Regions from separate parts of the Homo sapiens genome. Here region 2 is linked to region 1. A link is an interaction called in ENCODE POLR2A ChIA-PET data of the cell type or tissue named here. Cell type or tissue: PC-9. All regions are shown on one strand. Links, peaks and the distances in the headings refer to the core of each region. The heading gives the core; the rest is flanking DNA. Region 1 overlaps SDC4 (syndecan 4). Region 2 overlaps STK4 (serine/threonine kinase 4).

Region 1 (2,916 bases), core at 129-2,628:
TGTGGGGAAGTGTCCCCCACCTATCACCTATCAAGTGTACTTTAGCTTAAGGACATTTCTGGTCTTCTACAGCGTCCTCTTCTTGATTACATGGGAGTAGGGGTGGGGGCGGAAGCCTAGGGGCTTCTAGGACCCTTGAGTGAACAGTGAGAGCTCTTGGGACTTCTTGAGCCCAGGGAGTTATCAAACACCCACGAAAATATTTGGGCCATGATTTGGAGGGTTCCATGAGGTTGGGGGGAGGCCTCTTTCCCCGCTGGGCTGACATCCCCCACCTTAAAATGAAAGGTTTGAACAGGGTAGCCTCCAGAGTCCTTTCCATCTCTCAATTTGATTAATAACTTAAGTACCTACTATTCAAAAGAGGTCTCTCTCTTGAAGGAATTAACTTGAGGGAATTAACATACTCCACCAAATGCTGAATCCCTCCCTCTCTCCCCCCGCACACTGAGGGCAGGAACTCTGCTCTATTTGTTTTTGTGAAATACCTGTCCCCTAGTTTGTACTCAGGAAATGCTTGTATGAATGAATAAATTCGTGCATGTAACTTTATTCTAAATGGTTCATTACTGTTATTTATTGCTAGTATGAGTATCTCCCAGTACTGCGAGGTACCATTTTCTCTATTTTTACAGGAAATTGATGCTCGGAACAATGCAGTGGCTTCCTAAGGTCAGAACCAGGTCCTTCTGATAGGGCAAGGTGTCTGGTTTGAGTGTCCTCAGAATATTCCAGATGAGGAAATTTGCTGGGTTTGAAGGTAGATACCTTAGGTCCTACTTCTGCGTTGCTGGGTGACCTTGAGCAAACATGCCCTGTCTCTGGGTCTCAGTGTCCCCAACTCTAAAATAAGGAGGCTGGACCATTGCCTTCCAAGGGTCCTTCCTGCCCAGAGAGCCCATTGATGAGGGGAGGGGCCCTTTGCTGGCCTCCTTGGTGAAGAGTCTAAACAAATCCCAGTCTCAGAAGAGAAGTTGGGGTGGCGGGGGGACATTCAGCTCCTGCCATCCCCAGCTCCTAGAAACAGAGGGCTTTTCCAAGGACTTGGAGTGCTGAGCCTGCCTGAATGAGGAGCTGGGGAAGCCAGGCTGGGCTCCCAGCCCCATCTCCCTGTTGGGAGAAGTTGGCTCCTAGCTGTCCTTCAACCTCCCGGACTGGACAGGCGAGTGTGATTTCCAAATGAATGCTTAAAATTGGGGTAAGGGGCTGGACCGAGCGCTGTGAGTCACTGCATGCTAGCGTAGCCTGCCTGAGTCACCCATTTCCTTTCAAACTCTTGGCTAATAGGACAGCTCTGTGGTGGGGGTGTTGGAATGAGCTCAGAGTTTTACCTTGTCCTTTGGGAGTCACTGTTTCAGTGTCCGGGGCTCGAGGGGACATACAGGACATGTTTGTACTAGGTCCCGCACTTTCACAGCCCCTTGCCTGCATGTAGACTTTGACATTGTACATTGTGCAGCCAGTCCTCAAAATTGGGCTTTAGACCTCTGCAGAGCAGGTAGTACTTTTTTCCTCTTTAAGGCAAAACTGAGGCTGCAACTGGCCTGCATTTTTTCAGAGAGCAAAAGCTGGTACTGTTCAGGTTTGGTGTGACCCCAGGATTTTCTGATGTTTGTGAGGACTCCTCTTTGCTTCCTGGGGCTGGCCAGAGGGCATTGAAACATTGGCTTGGTGTTACACAGACTTAACTCCAGACGTGCGAAGTCCACCTCTTACTGGCTACATGAATTCAGTCATGCTACTCCACCTCTGAGCCCCAGCCTCCTGGTCTGTTAAGAAGATCATGATACCGGTGTGGCGAAGCTTAAAGGAGACGACAGGGCTGTAAATAAAGGCACCTAGTACCATGCCTGGTAGGGAGGAGGTGTTACTTAGTGACAGTTCCCTTCCTTGCCCAGGCCACCTTCATGCCAGGGGGTCCTATCTCTGAAGATTCTGAGCCCAGGTCTCCTGGAAAGCTTTCTCCATCCCCCTTATCCCCCTTATCTACCCCCACAGCTGGGAGGTGGGAAGGGAGAAATCTAGGGTGGGGCTTTTGGAGTCCAAATCTCCTATTTGTTTATCTTAGAAGTGGGCTGTTTGCTAATTATCGAATGGGTTTATGTTTAAACAAGAACCAGTTCTGGGCAGCCCCACCTCTCCTGCTGGGATTTGCTGGAGCCTCATGCTGAACAGTTTGCAGCCTGGAGGGAGAGGGGGCAGGGGGTTTGCCAAGGGTATCAGACCACTCTGGACACTGTCCAGGACCTGGGGTCACCCTCCTGTGCTGGAGGGGCAGAGTTTCTACCCTTAAGGAGGCTGAGTGATTGCAAATAGCACTTTGAGGGGTGGGGTGTTGGTGGACAGAAAAGGTACAGTGTTCTGAAAAGCCAGTTTCTCGTATGTTTTCACTGCATGGTGCCCTAGAGAGGGAGGAGAGAGAACACATATGTCAACAGTTGGGGTCTCATTTAACCTTAGAAGAATAAGCCTGACTTCTTGGGCTTGTTTGTCATTAACTAACACAGTGGTGACCTTGGGCACATTCTTGCATCTCACTGGGGCCTCTCTGGTCCCATCTGCTGAAGGCTGGGTGACTGAAAAAGAGGGTACAGAAAACTCCAGCCCCCGTCCTAGCTCTGCTGCTCACCCAGGGACACACACAGTTAATACGTCACTTTGTTGATGTGAACTCCAGTGTCCTCTATAAAACACCTGTGGCACTCAAAGGTCATCATCGCTGTTTGGCAAACTTGTAAAGTTCTGGCTTTATTAGCACCTAGACGAGGGTTCTTAACCCGGCCAGAGTTTGGCTTTGGGGAGGTGGTGTCTGTGCATATGTTGAAAATGTAAACTAAGAGTTACAGTTATTGGGGTTTAGACCTTTTTATCCTTTTCAGGGGGCTGCAGTACTCCCCAAAAGGTCACTCTGATCTC
Region 2 (2,916 bases), core at 130-2,629, 330 kb after region 1:
CTGATTTTTTGTATTTTTAGTAGAGATGGGGTTTCGCCATGCTGGTCAGGCTGGTCTCGAACTCCTGACCTCAAGTGATCCACCCACCTCGGCCTCCCAAAGTGCTGAGATTACAGGCATGAGCCACCACATCCTGGACCGTTTTCATTTTAGCTCTAAATATTAACACCCTATTTCATAATGATCAAATAAAACAGAAGAAATTCTTCTGCTTTAAAAAAATGGTTGCTTGAAAACGGATAATGGTGAAACTATTCTTCTGCATATTAAGATAAAAGAAAGAGAAAATATATAATTTAATATAAAAGAGAAAATATGCAAAAAATTCCATCATTTTCACAGTACTACCAATTGTATTCAGTGCCACCAGTATATTATTTTGGATGACATATGTGAGTAATACCAAAATTAACAAAACCCACAACCACACAGTGACAATTTTAACAATTTAACAATTTTAACAAATCTCCAGAAGCTAAAAGATCAAGTATCAAAAATTGGTAAAGATAGACAAATGAAAGACAATTAGCAACTGATTGCTAATTACAGATTCCTGCACCAAACAATTAGAAAATACATTATTTTTAAGACACACAAAGCACATTTAATGAAAATTAATAACATGTTAGGCCACAATGTCTCAAAAAATAACAAAGAATTGATATAACAGACCACACTCTTCAACCACAATTCTATAAATTAAAAATTTTAAATAAGCAGTTTTTAAAAATCATACATTTGCTATTAAAAAACACTTCCGAATAACTCATGGGTTAAAAAATAAATGTGTATAGCACAAGCACTACACACTGGAAAAAAATATTTACAATATACCACATATGAAAATGTATGGAATACAGCTAAAACAGAACTAAGAGAAAAAGTTACAATGTTGATTAAATGTATTAGTAAGCAAGAAAATTAAAAAGCTAACTATTCAAATTAAAAAAAGACAAAACAACATTAATTAAAGAATTTTTTTTAAATAAAACCTCTTAAACTAAAAATAAACCAAAACTTATTTAGCCTGTTAAGGGGTATCGACCAAATTCTGCTGCAAAATCAGACTCCATGGTAAAAAATCCCAAGAATTTTCTTTAAAGTGAGCAACAAGACAAGAATGTCCACTACCAGCTCTACTATGCAACACTGTATTGGAGGTCTTAATAAGAAAAAAACCTTGGCCAGGCTTGGTGGTTCACACTTGTAATCCCAGTACTTTGGGAGGTTGAGGAAGGAGGATTACCTGCACCCAGGAGTTCCAGACCAGCCTGGGCAACACAGGGAGATCCCATCTCTATAAAAAAAAAAAAAAAAAAAAAAAAAAAAAAATCACAGGTGTGGTGGCACATGCCTGTGGTCCCAGCTACTCAGGTGGCTGAGGCAGGAGGATTGCTTGGCCCCAGGAATTCAAGGCTGCAGTGAGCTAGGATCGCGCCACTGCATTCCAGAGTGAGACAGTGCCTCAAAAAAAAAAAAAAGAAGAAGAAGAAGAAGAAGATTATATATAAAGATCAAAAGGAAAAACTATAATCATAATTCATAGACAATAAGACTGTCTCCATTTTTTTAAAAAGGCAATCTCCATAAAACCTGTTACAATGAATAAAACAGTCCATAAATATCTACAGTAGTTGTCTATAGAAGAAAAATGTTAGAAACAAAAGTTTTTTAAACTATGCCATTTGTAATAGCAACAAATAAGTATCTAAAAATAGATTTAACAAAAAGCTCTAAAACATCTTTGTTGGTACAATTATAAAATTATCTAAGAATATAAAAGATAGACCAAACAGATTGAAAGATAAACCATGTTCATGCATAGAAAGAATTAACACAGAGATGGCAATTCTGCCTAATTAATCTGTGTATCCAATGCAATTAAGTCAAAATTCCAGTAGTATTTTATAAAATTTGATATACTGATCCTAAAATTTATATGGGAGAGGCCGGGTGCAGTGGCTCACGCCTGTAATCCCAGCACTTTGGGAGGCTGAGGTGGACGGATCACGAGGTCAGGAGATCGAGACCATCCTGGCCAAAACAGTGAAACCCTATCTCTACTAAAATACAAACCATTAGCCAGGTGTGGTGGTGCGTGCCTGTAGTCCCAGTTACTTGGGAAGTTGAGACAGGGGAATTGCTTGAACCCAGGAGGCAGAGGTTGCAGTGAGCTGAGATCGCGCCACTGCACTCTAGCCTGGTGACAGAGCAAGACTCCATCTCAAAAAAAAAAAAAAATTTGTATCGGAGAAGAGTGATATAAATTTCAAGAAGTAATCTGTGATGAAAAGAAAAATAAGGGGATGGGAAATCTATTGCAGACAAATAGTCAAAGAAGGACTGAGAAGGTGACAGGATCAAAGACCTGGATAGAGGGAGGAAGCAAGTCTTTCAGATGGAAAAATAAAACAGACTACTAGAGCTCATATTGTAAACAAAAACAAATTCCTGATCTATATCAGGAATATATATATTTTTACTGTTATTTACTGTAACATAAGCCTTAGTCCTGGCTCCCAACAACTTGACTTAAAAAAAAAAAAAAAAATATATATATATATATATATATGTATGTTCTACACAAGAACTTTCAAATCAGTTCTACACAAGAATTATTAGGTTTTTTAAAAAATTTATTCAGTTATTCAAGTAAGGCCATTTTAGCTGATTACAGTTTAAAAACTATATGCATGGTACCATGCTACAGAAAAAGAACACCAATTGTGTCAAGTCCACTGAGAAATCTGGGAAGGGAGAGAAAAAGTGACTATTTTGAGATGTTTTGGCTGACTTCTTATTTGAACTTTGCCAAGTATGAGGTATCCAATCTCCCAACTAAATAAAATAAAGACATTGCCCTAGTGTCACTGCGGTTACTTAAAATACACTTAAGAATGAATAAGTAATGGTCTT

The links. Peaks named below come from ENCODE experiments on the same cell type or tissue, not always from the same donor. Only the 100,000 strongest peaks of a DNase experiment are listed, where the experiment ranks them.
Region 2: POLR2A ChIA-PET joins it to region 1 with 14 read pairs; 4 of 35 experiments call an interaction of 5 or more read pairs at or near these places.

The regions. Positions count from the first base shown.
Region 1 is chr20:45,342,751-45,345,666 of GRCh38, reverse strand. All of the region lies in intron 1 of SDC4 (syndecan 4), which reads left to right. Among named protein-coding and RNA genes, the nearest start is that of SDC4, 4.2 kb to the left of the region's middle. RefSeq lists an enhancer at 2,340-2,916. In PC-9, for the core only: no CTCF peak of the experiment used is centred there; DNase peaks (open chromatin) are centred at 476, 1,226 and 2,106; H3K4me3 peaks cover 2,500 bases; H3K27ac peaks cover 2,500 bases.
Region 2 is chr20:45,011,365-45,014,280 of GRCh38, reverse strand. The region is part of intron 9 of STK4 (serine/threonine kinase 4); the gene reads right to left. Among named protein-coding and RNA genes, the nearest start is that of STK4, 46 kb to the right of the region's middle. In PC-9, for the core only: no CTCF peak of the experiment used is centred there; DNase peaks (open chromatin) are centred at 1,140 and 1,410; H3K27ac peaks cover 2,058 bases.